2 separate regions of the Homo sapiens genome follow, and region 2 is linked to region 1. Evidence: chromatin contacts called from ENCODE POLR2A ChIA-PET data. All regions are on one chromosome and are shown on one strand. The core of a region is the stretch at or near the end of the contact, and the rest is flanking DNA. Distances in the headings are between cores, read along the strand shown.

The links. ChIA-PET counts read pairs that join two places held with the same protein, here RNA polymerase II (POLR2A).
Region 2: POLR2A ChIA-PET joins it to region 1 with 13 read pairs in activated T-cell. The contact joins the promoter of SGCB here to the promoter of TMEM33 in region 1. POLR2A ChIA-PET finds 5 or more read pairs at or near these places in 2 of 52 experiments (activated T-cell and naive thymus-derived CD4-positive, alpha-beta T cell).

What each region holds. Positions count from the first base shown.
Region 1 is chr4:41,932,568-41,939,424 of GRCh38, forward strand. TMEM33 (transmembrane protein 33) reads left to right here and starts at 2,862. Exons shown (of 7, transcript NM_018126.3): 1 at 2,862-2,962; 2 at 6,035-6,129; 3 at 6,629-6,816. The coding sequence starts at 2,918. LOC105374426 (a long non-coding RNA gene) reads right to left here and starts at 2,108. Exons shown (of 3, transcript NR_188374.1): 1 at 2,039-2,108. RefSeq lists enhancers at 2,702-2,881, 3,122-3,171, 3,182-3,251.
Region 2 is chr4:52,035,904-52,042,760 of GRCh38, forward strand. SGCB (sarcoglycan beta) reads right to left here and starts at 2,396. Exons shown (of 6, transcript NM_000232.5): 1 at 2,324-2,396. The coding sequence starts at 2,356. RefSeq lists an enhancer at 1,809-1,928 and a silencer at 2,169-2,608.

The sequences.
Region 1 (6,857 bases), core at 1,612-4,111:
GCTCTTCTCATGCATTTTTTTCTACACTTCTTCAGGTCTCAGCAGATGGCATTCCCCTTCCTACACACCCATACCTAGTTAGTCACCACATCTTAGAAGCCACCTCCAAGTCATCTTTCCTCTTCTTTTCCCCAACAACACTGCCTCAATCCAGAATCTCATCACTTCTTTCCTACACGTATGTGTTAACTTAAAACTCACAAGATCTATATGTTCAGAAAAGGAGACTTTATTTCTTATAAGGAGATACAGCCTGCAAGGTGGCCCTCTCATGGGCTGGGAAGCACAGCCTCCAGCAAGGACCAGAGACAGGCACTTTAAAGGAAGAGGAGCTGGGGTAGGAGCTTTATGCTGAATAGGTTGGCTAAACATACATATTCAACAGGTTACAGGAAGAGCTATGAATATTCATAAAAGTAGTCCTGATACATGCGTATGGAACAACATGCATGTTACATACAACCTGTGTTCACCTTGGGGTGGAGACTTAATATTTAATGTATTACAGTTAGGCTCTGTACCTCAAAAGGTGAAGCAGAGACGAAGGCACACAAGTGCATGGCCTCTGTAAAGTGGCCAGAACCAGCCTATGGTCAGTGGTCTTATCTGGAGAACGTTACTGAAATCAGTCTCTTGTGCAATCAAAGCTGTAGCTATGGTTGGTATAGCAGGGGTTCAGTTAGTGTCTGTGAGCTGGATTAGTTGTAATTGTTTTAATATTGCTTCTCTCTAGGCCAGTGGTTGTTTAGCTGCCAGAGGGAAAAAAAAAACCTCTTGTGGTAGAACATAGTTTATTTTTTAAGTGTAGGGGGTGCATGACTTAACCCTTGCCTGGCATGGCCTTAGGTCCTGTTTATAATTTGGTATCCTATTCCCACAAAGAGTTTGTTCTGTCAATGTTATGATCTTTATTGTAACATTAACATGTTAAACATAGGCTGACTTCCTAGAACTAATTTGAAAGGAAAACCCTAACTTTCCACGCCTAAGTAGTTGCTAGTCAGTTGTGTCTAAACTACAAAAGGGAGGGGGTATAATGAGGCATGTCTGATCTCCTGTCCCATCATGGCTGGGGTCCCCTTGGCCAAGAAAGGGATCTATCCAGTCAGTCGACAGACCCCTTACTTAGGATTTTATTTTTAGTTTATATATATATAAATGGCTTCACAACGAATTTCCTGACTTTTAATTTGCCCCTCTGTTCATCCTCCACCCTGTTGCCAGAGAGAACTTTCTAAATCTCAGGATGTCACACTTCTGATTAAAATTGTTCCATGGTTCTCTGGATTTCAGGGTCAAGTTCAGATCCTTTCCTCAGTACACCCCTGCCTGCCTCTCTAGCGCAAATCTTTCACAATCCCCTGACTGGTACCATCATTCTGGTCACACTCAACTAGTCCTCTCGCTGTCCTGTTACTTCTTGCACTTTCTGTTACTCTGTATGGAGTTCCCTTCCCGTTTTAAGGCAGAAGAATATGGTATGGCGGTAGGGAACCTAATGCCCTTTCTCGCTGACTTCCTAGAACTAAATTGAAGGAAAATCCTTACTGTCCACGCTTAAGTGAATAAAGGGCCAGATACTACTCCCTTTGCAAGCCCCAACCTGTTCTGCGCAGATTTGGGAAATTGAAAGTACCTCTGATTGGTTGCTTTTTGTAACCAATCAGACGTTTGCATAGAAGTGTAACTTTGTAACTTCTTCAGCCTCTGATTGGTTGCTTTGCGCAACCATTCAGACTGATTGCGGGCCACCACTTCATTTACATGAAGTGAACTCCAAGTGGCCAATGGGAAACCTCTAGGGGGTATTTGGACCCGAGAAGACTCTGTATCCAGGGCCCTTGAGCTGCTGTCTCACTCTCCCACACTCTGGAGTGTACTTTCATTTTCAACAAATCTCTGCTTTTGTTGCTTTATTCTTTCCTTGCTTTGTGCGTTTTGTCCAATTCTATGTTCAAAACGCCAAGAACTTGGACACCCTACACCAGTAACACTTTCAGCCAACTTTTTGTCGTTCAAGATCAAGGCCCGGACTTACCTTTTCCAGGAAACCTCCCCAGATCCCTTCTGATTTAGGTACCGTCCTCTGTGCTCCCTGTGATTAAATCAGCCTCTACACATATTACACAATCACTATGCTCTGATTTCCGTTTACTTGTTTCTCTTTTGCAATCTGTGTCATATTCCTCTTTTTATCCGCCGTGCCAAGTATGGAGCCTGTCACATAGCAGGCCTCATAAATACTTATTGAAAGAATTAATAATAGACGTAGAACCAACGGGCTTAGTAAGCCCCTGGAGAAAGGAATCAAAGATGTTTCTGAGGCCTCTATATCAGGAAGTGCGGAAATTTCATGGTTTGAGAATGGGCAGGAAAGATCATTTGTGAGCTGTATTTAATGCAAAAGTTGCTCCCCCATCCTGATTTCTTAGCTCACTGGGCCAATCGGCGGAAGGACAGGTGGGGCTCAAATTAGGAGAAAAAAACCACACTTCCCGTCATGCCTCTGGGCACCGCTCCCGTTTCCCCCTCTTTGTCACCGCCTCTTCCCCACGGAAATGAAAGGAGCACTTCCGGGTTCGGCAATAACCTGGAGCCGGCGGCGTAGGTTGGCTCTTTAGGGCTTCACCCCGAAGCTCCACCTTCGCTCCCGTCTTTCTGGAAACACCGCTTTGATCTCGGCGGTGCGGGACAGGTACCTCCCGGCTGCTGCGGGTGCCCTGGATCCAGTCGGCTGCACCAGGCGAGCGAGACCCTTCCCTGGTGGAGGCTCAGAGTTCCGGCAGGGTGCATCCGGCCTGTGTGTGGCGCGAGGCAGGGAAGCCGGTACCCGGGTCCTGGCCCCAGCGCTGACGTTTTCTCTCCCCTTTCTTCTCTCTTCGCGGTTGCGGCGTCGCAGACGCTAGTGTGAGCCCCCATGGCAGATACGACCCCGAACGGCCCCCAAGGGGCGGGCGCTGTGGTAAGTGCGAGGGCAGGGTAGTCTGGCTTGATTTGCAAGAGTTAGGAAGAAGCAGGAAGCGTTGCGAGTCCCGAGGCGTTCCAGAAGCTCAGTGCATTCAGGAATGGGATTAATGAGTTGGGGTGGGGAAGTTGGAGCGGGGAGAGGGGAGGTCCTGAGCGAAGATATGGAGGGAACTACAAGTTTGTTTCTGAAGCGACAATAGGCTGACCTGGAGCTGGTGGCCCCCACCTGTATGCCATGGAAATTGGGCCTTCTTTCCTCTTCTCCCACCTCGGTCTTTTGTTTACCGTAGGCCCCAAGGTTAAAGATGCCGCATGAGATTGTGCCATGACACACATGATCCATGACACACACCACGTGGAGCACACGAGTGCCGGCAAAGAACGTTTCTGCCTAGTTTATACAATCGTATATAGAAATTATGCAAAGGGAGGAGAGCGGTGGTCTTTTTCTTCTTCACTTTGTTCTTTATGAAGAGAAATATCATTATGCTTTTGTAATTTTTTTAAGATGCTGATCTGGAGCTAACAAGTTATTTGTGCCCGGAGCATTGCTGTCCTCTACTTTTTAATCCATAAGTAGTTAAGTATTATTCTGTGTGACCACAATGCAGTTACCACATTTGGGAAATATTACCTAATATAAAATCCATGTGCAAATTTCCATAATTGTCCTTTAAAGCTGCTTTCTCTTCATCTGGGATTCTGTCAAAAAGCATGCATCGATGGGCTGGCGCAGTGGCTCACTCCTGTAAGCCCAGAACTTTGGGAGTCCAAGGCGGGAGGATCGCTTGAGTTCAGGAGTTAGAGACCAGCCTTGGAAACATAGCGAGACCTCATCTCTACTAGAAATCAAAGAAATTAGGCGGGGCGTGGTGGCTCACGCCTGTAATCTCAGCACTTTGGGAGGCCAAGGCGGGTGGATCGCTTGCGCCCGAGAAGTTGAAGCTGCCGTGAGCCAAGATCGCGCCACTGCACTCCAGCCTGGGTGATAGAGCAAAACCTTCTCTCAAAACAAACAAACAAACAAACAAACATAAATTAGCCGGTCGTGGAGGTGCGCTCCTATAGTCCCAGCATAGTCCCAGCTACTCAGGAGGCTGAGGTGGGTTGTGCTTTTGCGCTCCAGCCTGGGGTGACAGAGCGAGACCCTATCTCAGAAAGCATGCATTCAATTTACTGGCCATATCTTGTTTACTGCCTTTTAATCTAGAACAGTTCTGCCCTCTCCTCCCCTTTTTTGTCTTTTAAGATACTGATAGTTTTCAAGAGTCCAGACATGTTTTGCAGCATATATAGGTACATCTAATATGTATATCTATATTATATATCAGGAAGCATTTTACATTGATTTATCCCATCATTGCAGAATTTGTTTGATTATTTGATTAAGGTGGTGTCCACCAGTTTCTCCATTGTAAAGATACCTTTTTTCCTTTCTAATTAAAAAGTGTTCTTTGGCATGATACTGTGACACTGTGTGAATATTGCTCCTCAACAATTTTTCACCCAAAGATCTAGTGATTTTTTTTTTTTTTTGCCTGATGGTTGGACAGTTTACTCTTAAAAAATGTATACCAATAGACTTTCTTAAACTTTTAAAATTGTATAATATACATAAGTGTGTACAAAATGAAACGCATAGCTCAATGATTTATTGCAGAATAAACAACCTGAACAAATAGATTTTAAGGAGAATGTTCTAAAACTAACTTTCAAGCTGTGGTGCCCAGTCATAATATTTGTTGAGAAACTGAGCACAGTAAGCTGGATTCATCCTTCACTTGATTACTGCTAATCATTTCAGTTTATTGGAGTCACAGTACGGTAAGTCTGGATTTAATGATAAATCAAAGTTGTATTTCATATTTCTGAAATTACCTACATGTGGGTTAAAAAGACATAAAATAAAACAGCCTGGAATTTTACAATGTACTTGGATTTTTCCCTCAAATTTTTTATATTTTTTTTTCAAAAGATAATGAAATTAAATTACATAGAGCAGTGTTTTTAGACTTCAGGTAGACCCATTAGTGAGTTGAGAAGTCAGTTTAGTGTAAACACCAGCTATTTTTAAAAAATTAAATAGAAAATGTCAAAATCCATTATATACAGTAGGGTAAATATTTGTGAAACTTTTGTTTATATATCCATGTATATGGATCTCAATGTTAAAATTACGAAGATCCTAGACAAAAAATGTAAAAGCCACTTTTGAATATAAGATACATTTTAATGAGAAAACACATTTTAAGATTCTGCTTTAGTGGTAATAGACATAAGTATTGGGGGGAAAGCAGCAAAGGAAAGATAGAATGGGAAAAAAATGGGGGAAGAAAATGGTATAGGAAAGTTTAATCTAGGACCACCGAAACTAGGGTAAGACTTGTGGGGGAACATGGAGGTGATAAAGAGAGTGGTGTAATCAGAGAGGCAGGTGGCCATTTAATACCTGTCAGCCACATTTTGAGCACCTAGAGTATGCCAGGCCCTTGTGCATGTAGGCAGATTACAAGGCGAATGAGTTTAGTTGTTACTACTATCATGGTTTTATATTTCTTCTTCAAAAGGTTTCTTTAATCCCAACTGGCTTTATGTGATGTTTTACTCAGCTCTGAGACCTACCTATTCGGATTTGAGATTTTTTGCTAAGAATAGGCATATGGATCTCTTGAGAGCAATTAGTTTTTGTTTAATGTTCTTTTAAAATAGATGAAGCCAATATTGCAAGTGTTAAAGGAACACAGACAATTGTAGTTGAATTTCTGTTAAGATTATTTTTTCTAATTAATTAGTCTTTGCATTTTTTTAAAATGTCAGCTGATATTTTTCTATTTATTTCTGTTTAAGTACTTCTTGTGCTTTCCACATGAAAACTATAAGGTGTTTGGACTTCTCATTAAGCATATACATGAAACATGTAATTGCCTTAGAGTTTTCACCTAATGATCTAAAAAAACAAATGGAGGAAGATTAAAATATTTTGAGTAGACATAAAAACCACACAGTCTTGATGCTTAAAAACATGATTTGCAGGCATAGCTTACAGTATTTTTCTTTTTAAATTTAGCAATTCATGATGACCAATAAACTGGACACGGCAATGTGGCTTTCTCGCTTGTTCACAGTTTACTGCTCTGCTCTGTTTGTTCTGCCTCTTCTTGGGTATGTATTATACATATTGCTGCCTTTGATATTCAATTGTTGAGTCAGTTTATATGGAGTGCCTTTTAGGTGTAAGACTTATTAACCTGTAAAGGGTTTAGGGACAAATAAAATACAAGTTCCAGCCTTCAGGTACTAACAACCTAATAACATTATCAGAGGAATATTTTATATCTTGTGCTTTGTGAAACTAACACATTGAAAATCCAAGGAAAAATTGATGTGTGGGAATGAGATAAGTTCATGTTTTTTTCATTTTTACTTATTACTTGACAGGAAGGTCCTGCTTTATAAAATTCAATTTTATAAATTGATTATAAGAAATTCAGTTGGGCATATATATGAAGTGAAGCTATTAAAACGGTAGAATAAGTTCATGTAATTTTTTTCTATTGACAAGTGATTTAGGTGTTGTGCAATTATGATGCAATTCACAAAGGAGGAAGAGACACTGCAGTTGTTTATGTCTCATGATAACCTCTCCTCTGGTAATTTGCAGGTTGCATGAAGCAGCAAGCTTTTACCAACGTGCTTTGCTGGCAAATGCTCTTACCAGTGCTCTGAGGCTGCATCAAAGATTACCACACTTCCAGTTAAGCAGAGCATTCCTGGCCCAGGCTTTGTTAGAGGACAGCTGCCACTACCTGTTGTATTCACTCATCTTTGTAAATTCCTATCCAGTTACAAGTATCCTTTTCTACCTTGTTAACAATGAAATTGCCAACTAA
Region 2 (6,857 bases), core at 1,146-3,645, about 10 Mb after region 1:
ACTCTTCTCTGCCAAACCATGCACATTACTGTCTTCATCTTGATGCATTTAACATTTATTGAATAGTTACTATAAGCCAGGTGCTCCAAGCTACCAGGATGAACATAGTGTCCACCCTCAAGGAGCTTAATTACAGGCCAGTCAGGTAGACAGACAAGGTGACTAACAGTTCACAAAGCATGACAAGTGCTGTAGTGGAGCAATGCATACAATACAGAAAGGGTACAGAAGAGGAATGCATCTCCACCTAGCAGGCAAGGGCATCAGGGAAAGTTTCTAAGAAAAGCTGAAGGTTGAGTTAACTCTTGAAGGATGGACAGGAGTTAACCAGGCAAAAGAGCTAAGAAGGTCACTCTAGGCAGAGGAAGAAGCATGGAGACTTTGAGAGGCAACCATCTCTGGGAGAACTAATTTTGGTCACTTTATGTGGATGGTGAGAAGGATAGGTGTAGGGATGAAGCAAGAAATACAATGAGAGATGTGCTTAGGGGCCAGTAAGCAACATAAATACCATGACAAGAACAATGGACTTTATCCTGAAGGCAAAGGGGAACTACTGAAGAGTTAAAATAGGTTTCCTATACAATCAGATTTGCATTGTAGTAAAATCACTCCAAAAAGAGATGAACTGGAACTGAAGAGCCTAGAAGTGAAGATATCAACAGCAGGTTTCTCTAAGAGTCCCAATGAGGTACTGACTGAGGTTTGACTTTGAAGCTGAAGTCTGGGGAAAGGTGTTAAGAGGTAGAACTGTCAGGATCTCGTGATTGTTTGGATATGAGTGTGGCACAAAGGGGTCGAAGATGACTCCCAAATAGGACTGGCTATATAATTTGTGGGGCCCAGGGGGAAAAGAAAATGTGGGGCTCACTGTTTAAATCTCAAGCCCAGGACAGCAGAACATTAAACCAAGTGCAGGTCCTTCTCAGCTCCCTTAAAATGGCCTTGGTCCTAAGTTTCTGGCTAGGTTAAACAAGTGAATGGATGGTTGTAGCCTTTTTAATAGTAAGTATGACAGAGTCCAGTTTTGAACATTTTTGAGTTTGAGGTGCCTATGGAAAATTCAGTTAAGTTCAGGGCTGGAGACGTAATGCGTAAATTTGAAGTGGAGACTGAGTAACGGATCAGACTGCCCCACTTATGTGTAAAGCAAAAATAGAACCAGATGGAAAAACAATCATCTGAAACAGAAGCTGATAACTTAGGCGGGAAATGAGGAAAGCCAAGGCACAATTTAAATACCAACTCCAAGAAGTTTTGTCTCCTTTCAGTTTCACTCATTCCTCTATGTTTTATTTTACTGTTACAAATCTGCAGCCTGCCTATTGTCTTTAGCTGATTTTTTCTGCATGTATTTGGCTGTATGACTTTAAGCTCCTTGAAGAGAGATTTTACGTCTTTTATCTTCAGAATGAGCCCTCCAGTGACATATATCTAATAGGTCTCTAAAAAGTTAATTATCTAAGAAAATCGTTCCAAAGGTCAAAACTTGACTCATTTTTTTCAACAATGTTTTAGAATGAGACTTTTTAAAGAGAAACTACTATAATTGTTCAAAGGAAAAGTAAGTTAGGTAAGGGGGAAAGTTACTGAAAATTATCTGTATTACAATAAATCACCCTAGCGATTACGTGTATGTATATATTAACACACACACATATGCATGTACATGTATGCATACGTATAACTAGATTTTGGGGGGATGAGGAGCCTTTTAAACCATTCTAAGTTACAAGTTTACAATGCAGGTCAGGAAATCTTGGATAAATCATTTTTAAAAGTGAACAGGAGATAGTTTTAGACTGGTGACTAAATCTTCAAAAACCAAAGCGTGAGGGGAAATCTGGGATGTCTGCATATTGGAGATGGCAGAAACAAAAAACAAAGATGGCAAGCTGACACCGGGGCAACAGCTGACCCGTTTCTTGTAAGAGGAGCCTTCTCGCTGGGGCTGCGGTTATTTTTATCCAAATCTCTGCTGGCGGCTGAACGGGGTACGTCCCTGGCACGTCCCAGCGCAGGCTTCCAGGCTGGCTCGACCGCCTCCCAGGCTCTCCGGAAGGAGACCCCTCCTCACCCCCTCCGAGGATCAGCCAGGCCGGGCCGAGCCCGAGGCCGCCCCTGGCTCCTGGTCCCTAGCTTGTGCCAGCATCCTCGGCGGGGCACAGCTCCTCCCGCCCCGCCCCGCCCCGATCGGCCCCGCCGAACCCAGACCCTGCGGCCCGCGCCCCCCGCACCCCCGGCCAGGGCTCCCGCGGGCCCAGCCGGCAGGACGCGGCCTCCCCCGCTCCTCCAGCCCGCGGCCGCGGCGGTACTCACAGACCTGTTCTGCAGCCGCCGCCGCCGCTGCCGCCATCTTCCCGCGCCCGCCGCCGCCGAGCTCCCCGCCCGACTGTGCCCGCCCCTCCGCGACCGCACCCTGCGCGCCTGCGCTTGCGCCCTGGCGGGGACTGGGGGCACCCGCTGCTCACACCCTCCCCTCCCCAGCCCGCATCCCTGACGACCCGCATCCCAGCCCTGCGGGCTCAGGCTCTGCGGCGGCCCCTGCACCTAGGACCTTGGCCTGGGGCGCGTTGTATTGCACAGGGGCCAGAAGGGGCCTATGGGGATTCCGCTCCACCCCGGGCCGCCTGCAGATTCCTCAGAAAGGGCACCCTCAAAAATCGAGGACGCTTCTCCCCTTCCCCTTTGTTCCCCATCGCTGAAAGATCGGTGCCATCCGGAGCTGTGAGGCTCTCTTTGTTTCTCGGACCAAGGTCTCCTTGGCTAGGGTGGGAGGGGCCGATATCGAGACCACAAGTGGACGCGGACCGGCGTGGTGACTGCGTGGGCAGAAGTGAACGAGTGGTCACTTAGGTGGCTGGAGTCTTGAAGACTGAGAGTCCTCAAGGAGGACGTTGAATCCTTCGGGCTGCTTGACTTCGGAGGCCTATGAAGTCTGATGTTTTTATCCTGCGATACTGGGGATGGATTTTTCATTTAGTGTTGGAGATAGTGTTACCATGTATATCCTCGGGAACCTAATTGAACGGACATTTACTGAACACCGGGAAGCCACTCAAATGTACGAGTTACTTGAGTAGACATTCATTGTTCCCTGTTGTAGATATAATCCAATAATTATTTTAGCTGAAAAAAAATGCAGTGAAGTCAATAGCAACTGTTCCTCATGTAGCTGAATCACTTCTAATAAGCACCTTTGGGCCCTAGTACTGTCTAATTCAGTGGGAGTCAGTACCTAGCTGGTCATCAGTCTCTCTGCATTTCTTTTTTCCTAAATGCTGGAACCACTTGACTCATATCTCTAGACTCACTCCTCTCTGAGTCTGTGGGACAAACATGCATTTTAGGCAGGAAAATTCTAAGTTAAAGCCCAATGATGCAGGAGTCAGCAGTAAGGCTCTGTGTTAATATTCTGCCTGTGGTCTCATTGATCAATTTGCACAACTGGGCTTTTAACTGATTCTGAGTTCCTATCTTCTAGTCCTTAATTCCTAAGCTTTGCGTTTTTCTCTCTGCTGGGAAAGTTCTTCTTCCCTGGCACGCGCACTCTTATTCATCCTTCAAGAACTATTCTATTCAAACGTCATATTTTCTCTAAAGGCTTCAGAGGCTCCCACAGATCTGTTCCTTAACTGTGTGCCTAGCCTTTTCTAGCACTTCAGATTGCATTGTATTTTTATCTTGTCTACCTGCTGATTTCATTCAAAAGATGGTGTGTTCTATCTGGAAGGTAGGTGTCTTACTCATCGTTTAATCTCCAATGTCTAGCACAGTAATTAAACTTAATAGATATCTTAGAAATCTGCCCAGTATCCCAATTTCTAAGCCCTGACTTGATTTTGCCAACCTCCCTCCCACTTAGGTGGTGAGATACCTGGTAGCCAATTTTCCTGAAACCAAATGCTCCTTTGGCTATTTGAATATCACCTTCTCTTGGATTCTTTCCTCATCGCTGATGTCCATCTCTGACAGGACATCCCACTATTCTTAATGCCAATTTCTATTCTCTTTTAAAGAGATCCAATTCACTCACATGACCACATTTTAATGTGGGTTATTTTCAAATGTACTATTGTCAGCCTTTTTTCCCCTGAAATAATGACATTTAAAGTCAACTCTGTGCCTGGCAATGCCTCTTTTACAAATGAAGAAATCAAGGCTTGTAGAGGTTAAATGGCTGACCATCTTTTCAACTCCTAAAGAGCCAGTATTGAATCTAGGTCCATCTGACTAGTCTTTGCTCTTTCTACCATACATCACAGCCTTTAATTTTGCTCTTTCTTTTGACTGTTGCATGATATTAGCATTTGGAAGCACAAAACACAGGTCCCCAGGGCTGGAGTATGAGTCAGATTATGAAGACACTTACACCTTTGTTCACTTTGCAGTGGTTTGAATAGTGCCCTGCAAAAAGGCATATCCAAGTCCTAACCTCCAGTATCTGTGAACGTGGTGTTACTTTGAAACAGAGTCTTTGCAGATTGCTATAGAATGAATGTTTGTGTCTCCCCTGAATATTTCACATGTGGAAATCTTAGCCCCCAGTGTGATGATATTAGGAGGTAGGGCCTTTAGAAGCTGACTTAGTCCACTTTGTGCTTCTATAACAGACCATCTGAGAGTGAAGAATTTATAAAGCACAAAAAATTATTTTCCCACAGTTCTGGAGGCTGAGAAGTCCAAGCAGGTTCAGTTGTCTGATGAGGGTCTGGTCTCTGTTTCCAGGATGTTACCTTGAACACCTTGTCATCCTGAGGGGAGGAATGCCAAGCCCCTATGACCTGAACAGCTCTCAAAAGGCAACACCACCCAATGCTGTTGCATTGGAGATTAAATTTCCGAACATGAATTTTTGGGGACACATTCACATCATAGAAGGAAATGATGGGTGATTAGCTATCACTATTCATGATTAGTTCTCATGAATAGGATTAGTGCCTTTATAAAATAGATCCAAGAGAATTGGTTTGTTTCTTCCACCATGTGAGGACACAGTGACATCTATGAATCAGGAAACAGGCCTTCACCAGACACTAAATCTCTAAGCATGTTGATCTTGGATGTCCCAACCTCCAAAACTGTGAGAAATAAAGCTCTGTTGTTTATAAGCCACCTAGTCCATATTCTGTTATAGCAGCCCAAATGAACTAAGACAGATGTTTTTAAGGATCTTGAGATCACTCTGAATTTAGGATGAGCCCTTATCCTTATAAGAGGACAGAATGGCAACATACACTAAGATGATATGAACATAGAAGCAGAGATTGGAGTGATCACTCTACTAGGCAAGGAATACCAATAATTGCCAACCGCTACCAGAAGCTAAGAAAGAGGGATGGAGCAGATATACGCTTAGAGCCTCCAGAAGGCTCTGATTTCTTACTTCTAACCTCTGGAACTGTAAGACAACAAATTTCTGTTGTTTAAAGCCACCAAGTTTGTGTGTTACAAATACACACTTCAAGTTCAACACATGAAAAATTTGAACTCAAAACCTTTCTTCCCAATCTGGTCCTCCTGTGTTCCCTTAGTGAATGATATCACCATCTAGTCAGACACCTCAAAGTAGTTCTATACTATTTCTGGAATGATCTTTCTAAAATACAAATCTGATCATGTCACTCCTCACCCTCAAGCTTACCATACTCCAATACCTTTCATGATAAAATTTAAGCTCCTTATATTTGGTCCTTCACCAAATTTTGGTCCTTCACCAAAAGGTTAGAAACTTTTGGTCCTTCTGCCCCTTTCTAGCCTTGTTTCCTGCCTGTCCCACACACACATCCAACGTGACTACAGAGGAGTCAGGGAATCAGAGACAAAGTAATCTATCCCTTTATCCCTGTGCAATATTTGCAGCCCCCATCTGCTTGCCCGAACTCAAGTTCTTAATGGCTCTGTTCCTTTGCATATGTGGCTCTTTCTCCTTTTAATCTAGCTGTCTCTACTTGTCCACTAAAACTCAGATCAAGGGATATCTTTTCTGAAAAGCCTTTCTTAAACCTTCTCCCAATCATACATTTCTGATTTGTGTGGACCTCTCTGTGATCCCCAAGCATGCTGCTATTGTCACATCACACTATACTGAAATTTATTTATTTGTCCATCTGTTTTAGTTATCTGTGAATTCATGCCTCTCCAGATTCTTCCCATTTTTCAGAACCAACCTCAGTCCTACCTCCTCCTGACAATCACAGCCAGTCCTTATTCCTCTTTCCTTTTAACTATTATTGCACTAATTTGCTGTAACACCCATTTGATACTTAGTGCAGTATCTTGTTACTTTACTTTTCATGCATATACAGTTTGCTTCTGATTAGACTGAGTTCCTTACAAAGCAGAGGTAATGTGTTATTATTTTCCATGTTGCTCTAAGTCCTGAACACATTAAGAACCAAGTATATAATACATACTTAATAGCTCTGATGAATATTAAATTAATTTTTTCTATTGGGTAAAAAATATTACTAGCATCTAAGTATCTCTGACATCGGTATCTAATGCTCACCATACCATACCCCAGAGAAGGCCACTAGACTAACCCTCATCTCTGTGTCTTCTAAGTGCTCTTTCAAGGGTCCAGTTCTGCCCCTTCCATACTTAACCTCTGTGACCTCCAATGTGATATAAAAGAGACCCAATCATACAGTTTTTCTATTTACAGCCCTTTGCTGCCTCCCCACTGCCTATGAAATAAAGATCAATTCCTTTAGCCTGATACATAAGACCCATCATAGTTGAAACCAGGACTATCTTTGCAGTCTTGTCTCTGATTCCCTGACTACTCTGTAGTCACATTGGACTACTATTTGTCATTTTCTGCCCCTCCATTCAATTTCATGCCTCTTTGCTAT